Regions from separate parts of the Homo sapiens genome. Here region 1 is linked to region 2. A link is a loop called in an ENCODE intact Hi-C map of the cell type or tissue named here. Cell type or tissue: Calu3. All regions are shown on one strand. Each heading gives the region's core, and the rest is flanking DNA. Links, peaks and the distances in the headings are about the cores only. Region 1 holds the start of LOC105370658 (a long non-coding RNA gene). Region 2 overlaps LOC107984696 (a long non-coding RNA gene).

Evidence for each region. A loop is a pair of places that touch in the nucleus more often than their neighbours do. Peaks named below come from ENCODE experiments on the same cell type or tissue, not always from the same donor. Only the 100,000 strongest peaks of a DNase experiment are listed, where the experiment ranks them.
Region 1: a loop joins it to region 2, with 2.6 times the contacts of the local background. A loop is called at or near these places in 1 of 110 quality-filtered maps.

What each region holds. Positions count from the first base shown.
Region 1 is chr14:98,814,205-98,823,838 of GRCh38, forward strand. LOC105370658 (a long non-coding RNA gene) reads right to left here and starts at 9,618. Exons shown (of 4, transcript XR_944197.3): 1 at 9,307-9,618; 2 at 8,353-8,426; 3 at 7,515-7,589; 4 at 5,983-6,389. RefSeq lists an enhancer at 5,324-5,921. In Calu3, for the core only: no CTCF peak of the experiment used is centred there; a DNase peak (open chromatin) is centred at 5,437.
Region 2 is chr14:99,060,740-99,070,373 of GRCh38, forward strand. All of the region lies in intron 1 of LOC107984696 (a long non-coding RNA gene), which reads right to left. Among named protein-coding and RNA genes, the nearest start is that of BCL11B, 210 kb to the right of the region's middle. In Calu3, for the core only: no CTCF peak of the experiment used is centred there; DNase peaks (open chromatin) are centred at 4,942 and 5,812.

The DNA.
Region 1 (9,634 bases), core at 4,120-6,619, 250 kb before region 2:
CTTCTGAAAATCTCAATGCCGGCTTATGACTTTCTACTTTAATAGGGCAGCATAGGGAACCTGGAAACCGGTGGGCTTTGACAGGTCTAGAACCATGAGTTTGCCCGGCTCAAAGATAGCGGCTTAAGCTGTGGTTAGCCCATTGACCTGATTCACAGGTCCTCACTGGGGAGAAGTGGAGTTAAGGCTTTGGCACTAAAGAAAGCAGTGATGTGACAGTCCAATTATTGAACCTGACAGACAGAAGAAGCAGACAGAGGGGGCTGAGCCTGGCACTGACCAGGGTGCACCCTGTCTTGTACACTGTCACTGGTCTACATGCTGAAGGACTTCCCAGACATGTTCCCAAAACGTGGTGGGTTTAAATTTGAAAACATTGAGGAGGGGAGGGAAGAGACAGGGGAAGGAATCTGTGAGATAGTGATACTATCGTCAGGGTGAATTTTTTTTTCCAAAAGCTCCTGGCAAACATAACTTTTTCAAAGGATGACACTGAATACACAGAAGATTAATAATAGCTGCGATCAATGTATTGAAGGGCTGCATTGGGAGACATTCCTTCTGCTTGCCACAAAAACTCCATGAAAAAGCATTGTTTTCCCCAATTTAAAGATGCAGAGACAGGCTGGGCGCCTTGGCTCACTCCTGTAATCTCAGCTCTTTGGGAGACTGAGGTGGGGCAGATCACTTGAGGTCAGGAGTTCGAGACCAGCCTGGCCAGCATGGTGAAACCCTGTCTCTACTAAAAATACAAAAATTAGCCGGGCGTGGTGGTGGGCACCTGTAATCCCAGATACTTGGGAGGCTGAGGCAGGAGAATCACTTGAACCTGGGAGGCGGAGGTTGCAATGAGTCAAGATTGTGCCACTGCATTCCAGCCTGGGCTACAGAGTAAGACTTCATCTCAAAAAAAAAAAAAAAAAAATGCAGAGACAGAGGCTTACAGAGAGTACATAGTCTTCCCCAAGTCGCAAAGTTAATAAATGGCATTAAAATTCTGTCTTCTTGATACTGAGCCCATGACATTTCCAGTGGTCATCGTGACTGCTGTGGTACCCAAATGACTTGAAAAAGAGCATATTCGGGTTTATAGCACACATGTACACACTCCTACACCGGCATACACAAACACACATACACACTATTTATTTGAACTTCCAAGATATTTATGATCTAAAAAACTGTAATAAGCTGTCAAAATTATTTCTTAAAAATAAAGGTGAGAATTTACCACCAACATACTTCACCAAAGAAACGTATAAATGATGTACATAATTGAGAAGGGAAAAGATGCAGCAATGAGGTCTGAGATACAAGAAGGAACCATGAACAAGATTGGAAAACACAAAAGGAAAATCTAAGCAAACGCCAATTGAGTTCAACAATAATAATGCTAATGGATATGATTAAATATAATATAAAACTACGTTTCTGGAAAACAACAGAGTAGAGTGGCTGCTTCCATCCTAAGGATGTCATCTTCCTGTGTATCCTCTTGGTAGGTAAAGACCAGCTAGAGAGGCTCAAGATTTTATAGGGAAAACAACATTCAGTAGGCTCAGAAGTAAGACACAAACTATGGGAAACCTTACACATATTTGTGTGTTTACTGAAATAGAACGCATTTTGTAGATGAAGACATCTAAATAAAGAAAAGAGCAGTGAAAGTTTGTGTTACTTGCCTTAGCAATAATTGGTACTTTACTAGTCAGGTTTCACAAAATGAAAGCCCCATGAGGACAGCAGGGACTGTGTCTCGCTCCCATCTACATTCCAGTTCCCAGGCAAGAAGCTGGCAAAGTCAGTGCTCAAAAGGTGTTTCTGAATTAATATACGAATTCTATTGATTAACTTCGAATTCTCCTCCCGGGAAGACGCATACATCTGCCAGAGTTTTCTCTGTGGAAGTTCCTGCTGATCCGATGTGTTGGCACCATCACTGGCATACGAACTCCAGAAATTAGTGCTTCCATTTACTCTGATACATCTGGCAAGAATATGCATTCAGGTGCCAAGGCAAGAACTGACTCGCAAGGCTCCCGCCCTGGACACAGAAGAAACCTTCTGTGACTTCTATCCAACGTATATGGAAGGGCCACCAGAATTTCTTCTTCTTCTTCCTGCGTTTCTATGTTAACACCTGTTGCTCTCTTCCTGGCCACCAGAATGGTGTCCATGTGCACAGGAGAATGGCCAGAGGACCAGCCTAGCGGCCCGATACTTCCACCATGTGCGCCGTGCTGTCCTGTTCCAGGCACTGAACACCTTCCACATGGTTGGTCAGAGGTGGTTTCCTGGGGTTCAACATGCACAGTTGAACAGGGCCCTGTGCTTAGAAGGACCCTGATCTTGGTTTAATGCTCTGATGTCACCATCTTGAAATTCTTAATTTTTGAACAAGGGACTCAGCATTTTCATTGTGCACTGGGTCCCACAAATGATGTAGCAGGTCCTGTGCTTGGCACTCTACTTAGCCCTCATTTCCCAAAGATACATCAAGTCTTCCAGGGAAGACCCTGCAGTTTTATCCACAACTCAGACATGTGAGCAAGCAGTACAGATACCGAAAAAAAAAAACCTCCTCTCCTCCAGCTGCCTGAACTGGTCCCCCAAATGCTATTTCCTTGGGGCCCCTACTCACCCCTCCTTGTGGCAGTAACTCACGTCAGACCCTCCTCCTGGCAGGCCGCCCCCGCTCAGCTCTCAGGTTCCTCATCTCATCCCACAGCCCACCTGTTTACAGCGACCCCAATCGAGCGTGGGCTGTCTCCTTTCTTGGCCTCCCTCTAGCTTCCTTCCTGGACCTGCAGAAGTTAGCTCAGGGGCTGTTTCCTCTAGGACTCCTTCTCTGACTTCCATAGTATGGTCAAATCACCCTTTTCTGTCCTCCCACAGTGCCCTTGGCTTTCCTGCTTTCCGTCTGTTTTGACAGCACTCCCATTCCCTACAGTCACGCCTAGAGCATGTGTCAGTCTTCCCCAGCAGATTCTGAGCTCTTTGCAACAGGGATGATGCCTTTTCTCATTGGAACCCTGATGCCTGGCAGGACCACAGTCATTGTTTGTGGAGTAAAGTGGTGAGGAGCAAGACTCTTTGGCAGGTTCCCTCGTGTACAGGGCATAACAGGAAAAACAGCCACCCAGGGACGCACCTTGCTTTGGTGCCCACATTGAGATCTGCTCACACGTTGACCTCGACTTGGCCATACTTCCCTGGAAGGGAAGCCATCTTTGCAGACAGTCCTCTGTCTCCCGGCAAAGGCGCTTTCCCCACCAATACCCCCTATTGTGGAATCAGATTTTCAACGCCCGTCCCACTGCTGAATCTGAGCCCACTTGTCACCTCTGTCTGGGCCACACACAGAGTCTAACGCCTTGTTTTCTCCTACAGGCGGCTGCCTCCTGAAGCAGGGATCTCCTCTGTCTTTGGCGCAACCCAATGTATACTCTGAAAGCTCTCAGAAATGCCATTAATTATAATAATAGTGACACTCTGTACTTTTATAGCCTCTTTCATCAGAAGATCTCTGAGCACTTAAAAAATATTATCTCATTAATCCTCACAACACCCTCGTGAGACAGCTGGCAGGTAAACCTATCCCAGTTTATCAGGAAAGGGAACGGAGACAGAAAGATGATGGTTAGAGAAGGGACTAGGATCAGACAAAGAGATGGAAGCACTTGGGACCTTGCACCCAAGCTGGCTGCATCATAAACCCAGTCCATGGACCAGCTGGACATGTGCATTCTATAAAAATGTATCTGCATCGCATGAGTGAGTAATGGACATGTCTGACATTTCATTGGTGTTTAGGAGATGGTATCAAATCACTGACATCTTCAAAAGTCACCCTTTTGTTTCTCAGCAAATACTTCCAGAGCATATGCTCAACACCAGCTCCCACTGGCAATACAGATGGGCGAAGCTTATCAATAATGTTTAAGAATCCTTCTTCCTAAATTTATCTGAGCGCTAATGAAGCTTCCAGCAAAAAGGAAACAGTATAATCATATACGAATCCCAAGCCCCTTTCAACATCAGGAACACAAAGCAAGCACCTGAGAAAAAATATTAATTATGTCTTTTAACGAGGAATCAGGACTTCGTGCCACTGAGCCTTCGTTTACATTCCTAGCTCTGAGCTGAGCAGGATTTTGAAGTTATCTGGTCTAACCCTCTCATTTTGCAGAAGGGGAAAAAAGGAGCCTCGAAGATCTTGGGGGGATCCACCTGAGTCACAGTGAGTAGAGGGCAGAGGTCAGATGAATTTTTTTTTGTCTTTTTCTTCTTCTAAGAGGTGAAAGGTTTTTTTCTCTGCTATTTGGGAACACCCTTATTTATCAACATAAACACCAAAATACACCTTTGATAGCATTTGAGAAAGTTCTGGTAAACATAAGTCCTTTCATTTTTACTTCCAAAGAGTTGTGGGTGTTGAATTGAGGGGTGGGAGGGGGCAGGAAGCTTCCCGCCAGCCCTCAGTGAAGGGCTTTGGCCTGGGACACACACAGGCTAGGAGGAGAGAGCCTCCCTCTCTGAGTGAAACGAGCCCAGGAGCTCTAATGCATGCACAATGTATAATAGATACCTGTCTGGTATAATTAATTGTATTTTTCCTAAATTTAACATTGCTCGAAGGGGAAAATCATTTTGCTTGATAAAACCCCTCCTGCCACACAGCTTCTATGAGCTGGCCAGATTTAATTGCTACGATAAAAACCACAAGAAAGACCAGGTTCCCACTCAATCTATAACCACATCTACTAAAGAATAGCTTTAATCACCTCTGAAAGGGCGACCACAAGATAATTAAAGGGGAAGGGTGCTCATTGGGAATTATCCAGAAATATCAAATTTCCGTTTATCGCGAAGTTTGACTTAAAATATCTTGGCATGGCTTTGTTCCCAACCCCCACCCTGTTTTGAGTTAAGCCGTTGTGTTTCCCATTATTTAGTGGTGGAGGAAATGGGCCTGTTCCACAAGTCTATGTCCACTAACAGGTTGAAAGAGGGAAGGAGGCAACTGTCAGCTGAGAAGAGCATGGAGTTTGGGGAAGGCCACACAGAGACCAGAATTGTCTTTCCTCTATGACCTGTGTGCTGTGTGACCATGGGCAAGTGGCCTAACCTCTCTGAGCCTCCTTCCAAAAGTGAGGGTCATAGTGGTTATTCCACAGGATTATTTCAGCTGAACGCCCAGTATATCTGAATCCCTTTTCTTCTGCAGAATATCCACCCACCTCTAGAAACCAAACAAAATGCATAAAGGCCTGAAACCAATGGGGCAGATTATCTGAGGAGCTGTGAAGGAGTGGAGAGGACGAGGGCTGCGTGTGCCAGTGGGGTTGGCTTTCCAGGGCTTGATTGATTTTCTCCTTCTGTTGATGCTCTTCCACATTGCCCAGGGCAGGGCTCTGAGGGGCAGGCGCAGGAACCAGTGGAGCGACATTCTTGGCAGCCTGTTTGTGCTCCCAGCAGAGAGGCTTTGTTCTAGGCCCAAATTCCCAGGCCTCCCGCTGTCTGGGGAGGCTGCCCAGGAAGTGCACATCTGCCTGGCCTTCACCTCCCTGAGGCTCCCCCCGACCGGCCCCAAGTGCAAGCACAGGCTGAGTGCTTATCTAAACTCCTGGGACAGAAGAGACTATGCCCAGCACCTGAACCCCTGGAGGAGGGAAGCAGGGGACAGCTTGGTTTTTCCCTCACCAGGAAGAGAACACTGATACCAATTTGTATATTCATTGAGTTCTCCATCCATGTAACCCAGGTGGTCACTGTGCCCCTCCCCCACCCCCAGCTATTCACACTTAAACTTGTCCCAGGATTTCGAGAGTCGCAGCCCTGGGCCTATGAGCTCTGCTTGTCTCTGCAGCTCACTTCCTGCTTCTGTCTGCCTTGGTGCTCCTGCATGTAAATGCAATACCTACCCCTGCCTCCACCCCCAGCCCCAGTATCCAGTCATGAAGAATACTTGCTCCCTATTTTTAAAATAATCCACTTGTGTCTTCTATCATAGGTAGAATAATGTCCCTCCCAAACATATCCATGTCCTCATCCCTAGAACCTGTGAATGCTACTTCCTATGGTAGAATGAACTATGCCGATATGATCAAGTCAAGGATCTTGAGGAAAAAGATCCTGATGGTCTGGGTAGACCCAGCACAATCATGAGTGTCGTTATATAAGGGATGAAAGAAGACACAGGCTCAGACAGTAGGAGTTGTGACAATGGAAGTAAGCAGTGGTCCGAGTGATGCGAGGTGGGGATCTTGAGCCAAGGAAGGCAGGCGGCCTCTAGAAACTAAAAAAGGCAGGGAAAAGGATTCTCACCTGAACCTCCAGAAGGACCCATCCCTGCTGACAACTTGATTTTAGAATTCTGACCACCAGGGCTGTAAGAGAATAAATTTGTGTTGTTTTAAGTCACTGAGTTTATGGTAATTTGTTACAGCAGCAATAGAAAACATTACTCTCCAAAATTTGGGGAGCCATGCGGTCCATAGTGTCACATCCTGGAGTACCTGGCCTTCTATAAACAACCTCCCCACCCCGTTTCCTCCCCCATTTTCCCCAAGAGCATCAGGTGGAAGTGCTTTCATTGGCAGGGAAGGGAAAATCTAAGCGCCAGCGCCCATGCACCTAACTCATTATTTTCCCCACACAACCAGGGCGTGCAGGTCAACGTAGGCATGGTATGACGGCGGTTCTCAAAATTCTTCACTCAGGATGCCAAGGAGGCTGCTGTGACTTTACAAATTATATTGACACCAAATTCTAGAAGAAGGGGTTGGGCATGGTGCTAGATAGGTCAGATCAGAAAAGCAGAAGTTTTCCCCAAAGCCTCCAGAGCTGCCCTATCTTTTGGTCTCATTATCAAAACTGGGTCCCACAATCACCGCTTGTCTTCAAAGAAGACCAAAAATTAACAGGATGGGATGATCATATCTCGCTTAGTCCACATGTGATTCGTTGCCTTGACACACTGGTGTTGCAAACAAAATCCATTTTTATGAACAAGGAAAAAAATGTTGGGTGTGTGGATGTAGCAGACACATTGGTGTCCCCATGATCACTGCTCTCCTGCAGTGCACACCAGCCCAGCTTGCAGCTGTGCTCGTCTGCTAGGAGGAGGGAGAAGCTGGATGCTAAGAGACCTAGCCCTCCACGTAGATCTGTTCCCCCTGGGCCTCCACCATGATGGATGGACGATGGGGAATAGATCCCCAGGCTTTCTTCCCTACCTAGGTGGGATAGCTCAGAGATAGGCTCTGTGCTGTCTCCCAGGGTGCCCCATCAGGGTTAGCCTCTAGGTGTGTCCACAGGAAACACTTGCACAGAAATGACCTCGTTCTTGGCCACCTCCAGGAGGTCTCCCTGGACCACCCTCCAAACTATGTCCTTGCACACAATCCTCTGTCTCAGCATCTGCTTCTGAGGGGCCTCAAATCAAGACCGACAGTATTTTCATTTTCTCTCAGCCCCATCCTCATGCAGAAACTGGGGGTATCAATGCCTACCCCCAAATGGTCTTTCCAATGCAACTTCTCAACAGAGGTGAGGATTTTGTTACAAGGATTTCTTCCACAAGTTGCCTGAAAGTGAGAGTAAATGTCATTGCACGTGCATTTGTTTACCAATCAATCGCCGGGGGTCAACTGGACCCGAGTCCAGGCTGTTTGTGAGGTTTACTAAGGTATACCAGATATAATCCCCGCCTTCAAGGAACAGCCAAACTGGAAGAGAAGGGAGGAGAGGTGAGAAGACCAGGCAGCCCAGAGAAGAAGGGATTAAGCTTGCCTGACGGAGTCTCATTGGGAGCTGAATAGAAGATAGCGAGAAAGGGGTTATTTCAGCCCAGGCACAGCATAGAAAGGAGAAAGAGTAATGACAGAAGGAACTCGTGGCACAGCCTGCTGAGTGGTGCAGAAAGGTAGGGGAGAGTAGGGCACATACTGGGAGGAAGACAGAGCTGGGGAAGGCAGATGTATTTGGAGACACAACCCGCCCACCTCGAAGAGCTTCATCCTTCAGCTGAGTTCTAAATCCTGGTGTTCATGAAACCAGCCCACCTCTGGGTGAGGCGGGTATTACTGAACCCTTTCGTTTATACAACTATTTATAGGGTTTTGTAATATAGAGATTTGTATTAAATCTTCTCCACAAACTTTTCTGCCTATTTCTCAATGAGAAAGTAAACCTCAAAATGCCAGTCTTTCCTAAGGCCACGGAGATAACAGGTGAAACCTCCACCATTTGAACAGAAGCCTCACGTTCTTTTTAAGGGACTCTAGCCACCCTCCTTTCAACTGGGAAAACAAAGGGACAGAAGACAAAGAATCCATTTGCCTAACACACCTGGTTTCATTCATGGCAAGTCTCCATCTTTATGAAAAGTTATTTTATCTTCTTGCCAGGTGCTTCAAATTCTACTGTCCAATAGAAATATAATGTAAGCCACAATGTAATTTTTAATTTTCTAGTACCACATTTTTTTAAAAAGTAAAGCAAACAAGTACAATTAATTTTAATAATATATTTTAATTAACTCAAAATACCCCAAATATTATCATTTCAACATATATCAATACAAAAATCACTCATTATTAATGAGATACTTCTATTCTTTTATTTATACTAAGTTTTAAAAATTCAGTGTCTATTTTACACTCATAGCACATCTCCATTTGAACCAGCCCCATTTCAAGTGCTCACCAGCCACATATGGTAATGGCTGCCATATTGGAAAGGGCTTCCATATTGGACAGGACAGCTCTAGAATTGCATGTGAAATGGCAGAGTGGTTTGTGTCATGACTTGGAGTTGTGAGGTCCGGCTTGGCTTTCTCTCTTTATCTTTGTTTAAAGCCACATTGTGAGCTTTTCCAAATAGTCAAGAGTGGAGAAAATGGGATCATTATGCAAAGCAAAGCCATGTTGACTCATAGATTTAATGGTAGATAAGAGACCAATGATCTAGGTCAGAGGTCAGCAAACTACAGCCCATGGGCCAAAATCAGCCCCAGCCGGTTTTTATATGGCATATGAGCTATGAAAGCTCTTTAAATTTTCATGGGGTTGTAAATAAATAAATAAAATTTTATAAATATGCGACCACACTCTACATGGCCTGCAAAGCCTGAAATATTTATTAGCTGGCCCTTTACAGAAAAATGTTCCCAGCCCCTCATCTAGCTAGTCATATTATTATTTTTACATCAGTTGGTTTTTTAATATTTGCATTCCAATCTATAACCATAATTCCTACATGATTTTACTATTAATCTAACATCTCTATAGTCTCAATGCTTACCACCAGTCTTTCTCTTCAGCTTCCCCATTCTTGAGTTCTTCATTTAATTCATCGCTTGGTTAGTTGAAATTTGCTGTCAATTTCTTTCTTGTTTTTTTCAAGAAAGGCACTTATGGGAAAAGCCGGGTTGAGAGGGTGAAAAAAAAGAAAGGCACTAACATGCTGTGTTTCTTGAGATTCTACTGTTCGATTGATAGTCCATGTTTTCTGTTTGTTTGTTTTTGATCATTTGTGTCATTATACTTACGGAGAAAAATCAGACTTAGCCCCTGCCTTCAAGTGATCTGGCTGGTTGTGAAATCTGGAGCTGGAAGTCACATTTATTTCC
Region 2 (9,634 bases), core at 4,701-7,200:
GAGTGTTTATGGGGGGAAGGTTAATGTAATTAAACTTGGTTCAACAATGATGGGTCCATAAGATGAATGGGTGGACGCGCAAATGGACAACAGAATCTCAGCTGACACCCCCCAAATGTCTGCATCAGCCTCGCTGCATCAGCCTCACTGAGAAGTGAAGAGGACAGAGCCTGGCCCCTTAGAGTTCCTGGATATGGGACTCTCACCAGCCACTTTATGCATAAGCTCACATTTCAGGGGTGTAGAAAAAGCGTTCCCATCTTTCCAGCTGCGGGTTGGCACATTAGCAAAATATCCACAAAATATAGGTTTGGGGAAATCATTTTATAAAATGGAATAAACCATTATCCAAAAGAAAATTGCCCAATCATTAAAGGGATTTTTTTTTAACCATTCAAATACCCACGGTCTTTATTCCCAATCGCCCTGTTCCTGCTGTGTTATAGACGGAGGAAAATGTGAATTTATTTGTGTCTTCCAATATGCCTATTCTCTGTATGAGGCATCCATGCCAACTATGTGTGAAGAGATATAAATATTCCAATTCAGTTATAAAAGGATGTAGATTTGGAATTCTGAACCTCTTGATTTAAATTGTTTCCAAAATCTTTCTCCATGTGGTGATTTGTTCTAGGTATTTAATAAGCAGACAAGTCTATAAAAAGACAGAAGGTATATTGTTTTTTATTAAAGATGACCCTGCAGTCTCAATCCCTTTGAAATATATTCTTTTTCTCCCTTTCCTGGAAGATTGGAAACCTTTAGGTTTTTATAAGCAAGAAAGGGAAAAATGAAGTGCATAAATTATAAACAAACAAATCCACACAAAATGAAATATTTTTAATGAAGTCTAAGTTACAGTTCTAGAAGGTACTAAACATGCCTTTCGCAGCTCCATTCATTCATGCATCTGAGAACCACAGAAAGAGCCTAGTGTCTCCTCCTGGAATACAGACCCTCGTGTTAGTTGGAAGGGATGCTTATGAGGATCAGAACTGGATGCTGTGGAGATCCCAGCCCAGGCAATTGGTTCAAGCCTCCTTTGGGGAGGTTCATGCTCCTGTGTTCCCTTCTAGCGTCTTCCATCAGGCATTCATTCCTTATTCCAAATCATATGCAAAGCACCTAGTTGGTGCAAGGCAATGGGCTGGGCTGTGGGGATCCCAAAATAGATGTGATCAATTCTTGCCCTGGAGATACTGACAGCCAACAGCAGATGCCTCCAACTCCACTGAGTAGAATACAAGCACCCAGTGGCATGTTGGAGTCACCTGTGGGAGCTTTGGGGGTCTGGGGCCCTGGGAAACACACACATACAGTCTTCTTACTCAGAGGCCTTCAAAGATTTTTTTATATGCCTGATTGTGATTTTTTTAATTTTTTTTTTCATAGATTCAGTGCCTACCATGTGGTAGGCATGGTGTTGGGTGTGCCTCGGCTGTTTGCTCATAGACTCAGGGGACTAAGGCTCAAAGACATGAGTAAACTCCTCAAGACACAGAACACATACGTGGCTGACCAGGCTCCAGCGCAGCGCTTCAGGCTCCAAACCCAGGGATGGTCTCTTTCCCATACCACAGAATGCATGAGAGGATGAATCTTGAGGATCTTTAAATGCCTGCTGACTTCCAGGCTTCAGATGAATAAACACATGTGCAGAGCGTGTGTCGGAGAGGATGCAGGAACTGGCTAAGCGAGCCGATCACTTTACTTGCAAGATAGGAACCTAGGGTCCAGGGAGGGGAACTGACCTACCCAGGGCACCCAGCACAGAGCTAAGCCTGGAATCCAGGTCTTCTGTCTCCCAGGACACCATGCACAGCTCCACGCCACCTGTATGTCCTCCCTTCCCACGCCTCCCTCATCCTCCGCATGACACGTGGATACCAAGTCAAAAACCATCCTAATGAAGTTGCTGTAAATATTTTCCACTCAGTTTGCAGGTTAGCAAGATTTTTTTTCTGCCTCGCAGTTTTAGACAATTTACGCTTCCATTCTCAAAACAGATTTTTATCCTAATAAAGGCTTTTATTACTATTATTCACCTGTCATTACACAGCATTAGACAATTACAGAGCGCAGACTGACTCTCCCACCACGAACCTTCCCCTCCGCTCTCAGTGGGGGGAGGGGGTGCACACAAACAGAACATTTCACTAAAAAATAGAGAGAAATCTTTAATTTTTAAGCGCTGCCAAGCCTGCTACCTACGCTTTTTAAAACTTTGTTGTGAAAAGTCACTGGCGTGAGCGAGAGGGAGATAATAAAGAAGTGTGGGCTAGAAACCATCTCCAGCCCCATTTTGATTGCCAGACGATTGACAAAATAATTTGTACCCGTCGATGCTCATGAAGGGAATTTTTACAATGGATTTGCCAAGCAGATTTTTAATTTTAATCAGTAATGAAAAAATGACAACATGGATCACAACAAGACATCAGTTGCTGAACGGGCTTTGCAGTCCCTGTCAGGCAGCCTCTGTCAGGAAGCCGCACCTCCGTGAGCATCAATCACTCGTTTCAAACTCCTGTACATCTTCAGGATTTAATTAGACATTTAAGTTCTTTACCCGCAATTTGCAAAACTGTCACTTACCAAAAGTGCAAGACGCTAAAAAATATTCCGCGTGAGTCCTGTGGGACTGTTTATCTCCTTCCTGGGAGAGGATTAGAAGTTAATATTTGGACACACACCCTCCGACCAAAAAATATTATATATATTATATATATATATATATATATATACACACATATATACATCCTCACTCAGCTACTATGCCTGACCCACAGCTACAGATATTTTCAAAGAGCAAAAAAGTAAAAGATCAATGATTGTGGTGAAAACCAACCCCAAACTCTCCGTGGAAGGACAAGAGGAAGAGAGTGGGTGAGACGGAGGTTTATTCTTTTTGTCAAGAACTTATTCTAAGACGGTCTTGATCTTACTGACTTGCTGTGGTCTGGAAAGCAGAACTTTAGAGAAATGTTGACGGACATGACCTTGAGCCAATTGGCTTTGCCTCTCCCAGCCTTCATTTCCTACCAACCTAGAAAATAAGTAAATAAGTAACCATCTCTTATTAATGAATTGCAACAATGCATATAAAGTCCCTGCGGAGTACGTCAATACAGGTTAACACCTTGCTTAAGAGGCACTGCCTCTCCATCAGCAAGCTGCAGAGAATCAGGAAACATCCCACCCATCTGAAGAGGGAGGCGGATGGACACTGGGAATGCCACAGGGACATGAGATCGAGGGACAGGTCAGCATCTCAGCCTACTGTGGCAGGAACCAGGCTGCTGCCAGCCAGCTCTGCTAGCTGGCCCTGTGACCACCTGTCCCAGAATCGCCAGCCAGCAGCTGTGACCAAAGGCAACCACGACATATAGTGTATTTTGCTGTCTGGGGCTTTCACCTTCCACCTTCAAAAGCCCCTGAAGCTGTGTTTGCTTTGAAATCGTTGGGGCTTGGAGCTTTGGGCCTTTTGTTCTGTTTGGTTTTCTGGTCAAGATTGAAGGGACATATTCTTGGTTTAATTTTTCAGGGCTGGGAAAGTGGGTTGGAGGATGAATCTTCCAAGGTTTGCCTGGACTCTTGGCTCAGTTGCGTCACTCCCAAACCAGAGCAGGAAATAAATAAGGCCTTCTCCTTTAAGAGAACCTTGGCTTCCCAAGGCACATTATTGAAATGAGTATAAAAGGTGGATTGTGAAAAAGTCATTACTCACAGATAAGAAATGCACTCCAGGCGAAGCTGAGGAGCACAGACTTATTTTCTAGCTGAAGTTTCTTTCAAGTGATCTTCACTCTCCACCCCTAAAAGTGGTGGGATGGGTATGAAGGGGCTTAGAAAGGTTGTTTTCACCTTTCATGCAAGTCCAGGATGGTGAATGGCCGAACTGCAAGCCTTAAGCCAATTTACTAGTCAACATGGACAAAATGGACTTTGTAAACCCGCCCCTACCAGGATTACCTGTTCCCACAGGGTAAATCCCCACTGCTCTGCTGCAGGAGACAGACAAACGCTGTCTGCTTATCCCATTAGCCTTTCTTCATCTTTGCATCCAAATAACCTCCGGGCCTTTCCCGGAAGGACATAACCTGTCCTGTCTGTACTGCAGACTCACAGAGCCCAAAATCCCATGATGCAAGAGTCAGCAGGAACTGAGGCTTGGCAAGTCTGGGGCTGGGACTCTGAGGCCAGGATTCGGGCGCTAAACCACTGTGTGACACTAGGAAGCCATCGCCCCTCTCCCAGACTCAGCTCCCCAGCCTGAAACCCAAAGGAGCTGGCTGCGACGACCACTAAAACGCCTTCAACCCACTCTATGAAATCATGACCTTGGGTGAAAAAATGTTAATGTAGAGAAAAGCAAAATGAAATAAACACAGGTTTTAGAATCAGCAGACCTAGGTTCAAATCCCAACCCTGCCACAAGTTTCTGCATGCGTTTGCGTGTGTGTGTGTATGTGTGTGTGTATTTGTATAGCAATCGTTCTGCACCCACTGCACCCATAGGGTCACCTCCTCCAAGAAGACCTCCCTGATGCCTCTTTCCCTAGGCTGGGGGATAAAGGAGGTAGGGCCTCTAGGGAGTGCTTGACTCACAAGTCCCCGCCCCCACCTGGTTGTTCTGCCAAGGCTCCATCCTGGGCAAGGCTGGTTCCAGTTTGGGGGCACTTTTCATTTCACATTTCTGGGTGAGCCTTTCCTGGCTCTATGGCCTCTATCACTTTCGCCTCTATCCACCTACGCCTGTGACTCCCTTTAGAGGACAGGCCTGGGCTACCTGAGCTACCCTAGCTGCATTCAGAGAGCCCAAGCGCCCCCAAGTTTAAGAGCCCTGGTGAGGCCCTGGGGCCACCAGCTCCTTGCCTAAACTCGGGACAAGCTCTGAGGCACAATTTACAATTTATACCCCCAGAGCTCCCCCAGGAGATCAGGCTGAGACTGGAAGTGTCCCTGAAATCTCACCCTCTGTGGCTGAGTCCCCTGACCTCTTCTTCACCCCCTACCTCCACCCCTTACTGGTTTCTTCTGGAAGTGCATCCTAATAAACCACCCAACACAGGAGTCCTTGTCTCAGGATTTGTCTGGGACAACCAAAGCTAAGACAACCTGATTGCTAATGAAGGGTGCGGCTCATAGTAGGTGCTGCTCAATAAGCATTTGTTGAATGAATGAATGGATGGATGAGTGGATGAATGAATGAATGAATATCCCTCAGGCTTAATAAGTGTCCAGTGGAAAAGTGAATCATTTCATAGAGCTGGAAAGCCAGAAAAGGCCAGGCGAGGTCTTCTAGAAGTCCTCCCTGGAAGACAGGCTCCGTGAGAGTGGAGATTTGTACCTGTTCTTACTGCATCCACAGTGCCTGGCCCATCGTGAGCTCTCAACAAATAGTTACTGACGGGATGAGTGGATGTGGTTTACCCCTCTGCTGCTCCGGCAAGTTCCACATCCTCCAGCTACACACCTACTCCATTCCAAAAGCCACCCTGGGACCCGGCATTCCCACCTCCCGGTGCTAAACAGAGCCTGGGCATCCTTCCTTCCAGATCAGAGCCTGCCACCTTCAACCAAGACTACACCAAGAGGAAGACAGAGAACAGCTATTCCCATCCCAGCAAAAGAGGGTTCATCCTCCGCAGCCTCAAAAGACGCCCTGGGCGGCCTCACCCCGGGTGACCTCCCTTACCCTGTGGGAACAATGGCTGGGCAGAGCCACTCTAGCCTCTGTGGGCCGGGCGGGCGGGTCGGCAGGTTCACACGCTTCAGACGTGAGTGTGAGCACCCTGCATAATAGGGCTTTGTCCCGGCTCCTGGGAGCCAGCGTCTGCAGAGCCCTGGCGGCGGAGGGCGGTGGAGGGCGGCGGCCCACGTACACAACGGCGCCTTCCAGCTCTGGGAGGCTTGCTCCAGAGCCTGGAAACACGCGGGGCTTCCCAGGAGGAGAGGCGGTCCCAGGGCCACCTGCCAGTGCCCTCCCTAGGCTTGGGGCTAAAGGAGCACAGGGAATGTCAAATAACAGCCTTAGTCCATGACCATTTGCAAAGAGAGATGTGACAAGGACCTTAATGGAGAGGTAGACAATAGCTGTCCACTGAGTGCTTCCTGTATACCAGGTTCTGTGTCTATTCCTTACCTCAGCCTCCACTCTGGGGGCTGTGCTATCACAACTACTCTACCGACGGGCAGGCTGAGGCTCTGAGCAGTAAAGTAACTTGATCACAGTTGCCAAGACCCCAAGTCTCTGCCTTCAAGGCCAGTGTTCATTCCCCTTCCCAAGACCCTTGGAGCCCCACTCCCAGCCCCCACCTCCCTAAACAACCACCCACCTCTCACCTCTGCCAGAGCAGACACAGTTTGGATCCCAGCAGTACCCCAGCCCAGCCCAGCCCACCCCACTCCAGACCAGACCAGGCCAGCCCAGACCAGCCTAGTCCAGACCAGACCAGGCCAGCCCAGACCAGCCTAGTCCAGACCAGACCAGTCCAGCCCAGACCAGCTCAGCCCAGCTCAGCCCAGACCAGACCAGACCAGCTCAGACCCAGCCCAGCTCAGCCCCAGCCCCAGCCCAGACCCAACCCAACCCAGCCCAGCCCAGCCAAGTCCCAGCTTCAGCCTCAGCCCAGACCAGACCAGATCAGCTCAGCCCCAACCCAGCCTCAGCCCCAGACCAGACCAGATCAGACCAGACTTAGCCCAGTCCAGCCCAGCCCAGTCCAGTCTAGCCCAGCCCGAGCTCACCCCAGCCCAGCCCCAACCCAACCCAACCCAACCCAGCCCAGCCCCAACCCAACCCAACCCAGCCCAGCCTAGCCCTAACCCCAGCTCAGCTCAGCTCGGTTCAGATCACCTCAGCCCCAACCCAGCCTCAGCCCCAGACCAGACCAGGCCAGATCAGACCAGACCTAGCCCAGCTCAACCCAGCCCAGCTTGGCCCAGCCCAGGCCAGATGAGACCAGCCCCAGCCCAGCCCAGCCCCAGCCCAACCTCAACCCAACCCAGCCCAGTCCAGCCATAGCCCAGCCCTAGCCCAGCCCAGCCCAGTCCAGTCCAGTCCAGTCCCAGCTCACCCCAGCCCAGCCCCAACCCTACTTAGCCCAGCCCTAACCCCAGCCCAGCTCAGCTCAGTTCAGCCCAGCCCAGCCCAGTCCAGCCCCAGCCCAGCCCCACTGTTTTACCCTCCTTCAGCCAGAGTCTTGCAGAGCATGGGAAACTTTCTACAAAACTCTTTTTTCATTGGCCATTCACCTGCCAGGTGCCCTGTGATACTTTCTCTTCTCCTGAGATGGTGAAGGAAAGGCTCCCAAATCCAGCCTCTCCAAGGCCGAATCCTCTCTCTTCACCAGCCACCAGCAACGACTCCCAGGGGACGGACGCTCACTCAGTGGCTCTCCCTGCAGGTATCGCTGATGTCAGTGACTGCCCCAGGCTGATGGGGGACAATAGAACTGGAGGCTCACCACCAGCCTCTCCTAGAGGCCCAGCCTCTGTGTCCACAGATGCAAGGACAGGCTGAGACTTGCCCAAGGCCATGGACACTGACAGTGGCCCAGCCCAAGGCAGCCCCTTGTTCTCCTGCACCATCTGTGTCAGGCATTTCTTCATACCCATGTGCACTTGGAGGGGCATCCACAATGTAAGTGATATTTTATATAAGTCTGGGGACTAAGAATAGAGATCTTTACCAATAGCAGACTGTAGAAGACATAATGTGATCACTGCAGTACAAGGGTGGTGTGGCAATCTGAGTGTTAGAAGCAGAAAGACCTGGGCTCAAGTTACAGCTTTACCACTCTCTAGCTGTGTGACCTAGGGTGAGTTCCTTAACCTCTCTGAGCCTCTGCTGTGTCATCTTTATTTTGGGCAGAGTATCATGCCCACCTTGTAAGTAATTCTGTTGTGAGAATTATATGAGGGAGTGTCCCTGACACATGACAAACATTCAGTGAAGGTTTTCTATTAATATTACTACTGACCACTTTCCTCCTCCTCATGGTTCAAGGTCCCATCTGCCACTTATTGGCTGGGGACTTACACAAGTTGGTTAAGCTCTCTGAGCCTCAGTTTCTTCATCTACAGAACGAGAGTAAAAGCTCCATGCTATGGAAGTATACGAGAACTGCCCGGGTGCAGTGGCTCATGCCTATAATCCCAGCACTTCGGGAGGCCAAGGCGGACAGATCACCTGAGGTCAGGAGTTTGAGACCAGCCTGGCCAACATGGTGAAACCCCATCTCTACTAAAAATACAAAAATTAGCCAGGCATGGTGGCGGGAGCCTGTAATCCCAGCTACTCAGGAGGCCAAGGCAAGAGAATCACTTGAACCCAGGAGGCAGAGATTGCAGTGAGCTGAGATCGTGCCATTGCACTCCAGCCTGGGCAACAAGAGCAAAACTCCATCTCAAAAAAAAAAAAAAAAAGAATGTGAGGACTAAACAAGATAGTGTATGTGAGTGTTCTTAGCTTGGCTTAGTTTGGAAGCAAACCATACTATCCGCTTCCGATATGTTTGCTTACTTCTTTCATTCAGCAGATCAGCGTGACATTTTCAGTCCTCTAAGATAAAAAATAATGCCAATAATTAATGGCCCCCACTGACTGTGTGCTGTGTCTGCTCCCAGATGCAGCAATGGCACGTCTCAGGAGCTCCTGACTCAGGGTTCAGTGACATCCTTTGGTGGCTTGAAATTGGCCATGGTGGAAGTATTTACACCAAAGAAATTGGCAAACACTACAAACCAGAATTTTTTTCAGATAGCTGGTTGTTACATGCTTGCCAGCCCACCATTGCTCATGGTCATCATTTCCTTTCCCCCACAACAACCTGAGATGCCTGTAAGAATTGGACACCTTCCAGTCAGAAAGCATACAGCAGACACACCAGCCTTGGGTCTATGAGGCCCCATTTCACAGATTAGTCAATTCAGGTTCAGGAGGACTAGGCTCCAAGCAGAGCTGGATCCCACTTCTCAACACATTTCTGAGTCCTCCTGCAGAGCGACAGGAGGCAATTAAAATGACAGGGACCATTGAAAGGCCCCAAGAAAATATACACTGACTGCCCCATGAAGCATGGCAACTCCTAAACCAAGCGAGGCAAGGCTGGTGCCAGCACCCAGAGGACACTATCTCTGAGAGCACCCAAAACCCAATCCATTCCACCAAGAGCAGCCAAGGGAACAGACCAGGCTTCCAGGGACAGCTTATCTGCAGGAACTATCATCTGTGTGTGCACACCAGAAATATAGAAACGGCCCTTCCCTTCAGCCAGTGGCTGTCTGCTGGCCACAGGTAGGGAAGTACCTGCTCAGAGAAAGATGCCAACACCCAATGTGTCACTCAAGCCCCTGGAGGACACTCAGCTCCTCCTGGCCTCACACCAGCTCCCCTTGCAGGCTCCCTGACTCTCTCTCCATGCTCACATCCAGCATGGATAGGTCAGGCCTCCCTGGGTTGGATGGCCTATGCTCAGAGACCCCCTGGTCTTCCTCCCTGTCCTTCCCTCAGTGCACGGTTCTTGGGTTTGTATCTGACCGGCTCTCCCCATCCTCCTTTTCTTCCTTTCTCTTTTCATCTTTTTCCTTCTCCTCCTCTTGTCTCCTCCATCCTAGTAGCTCATATTTG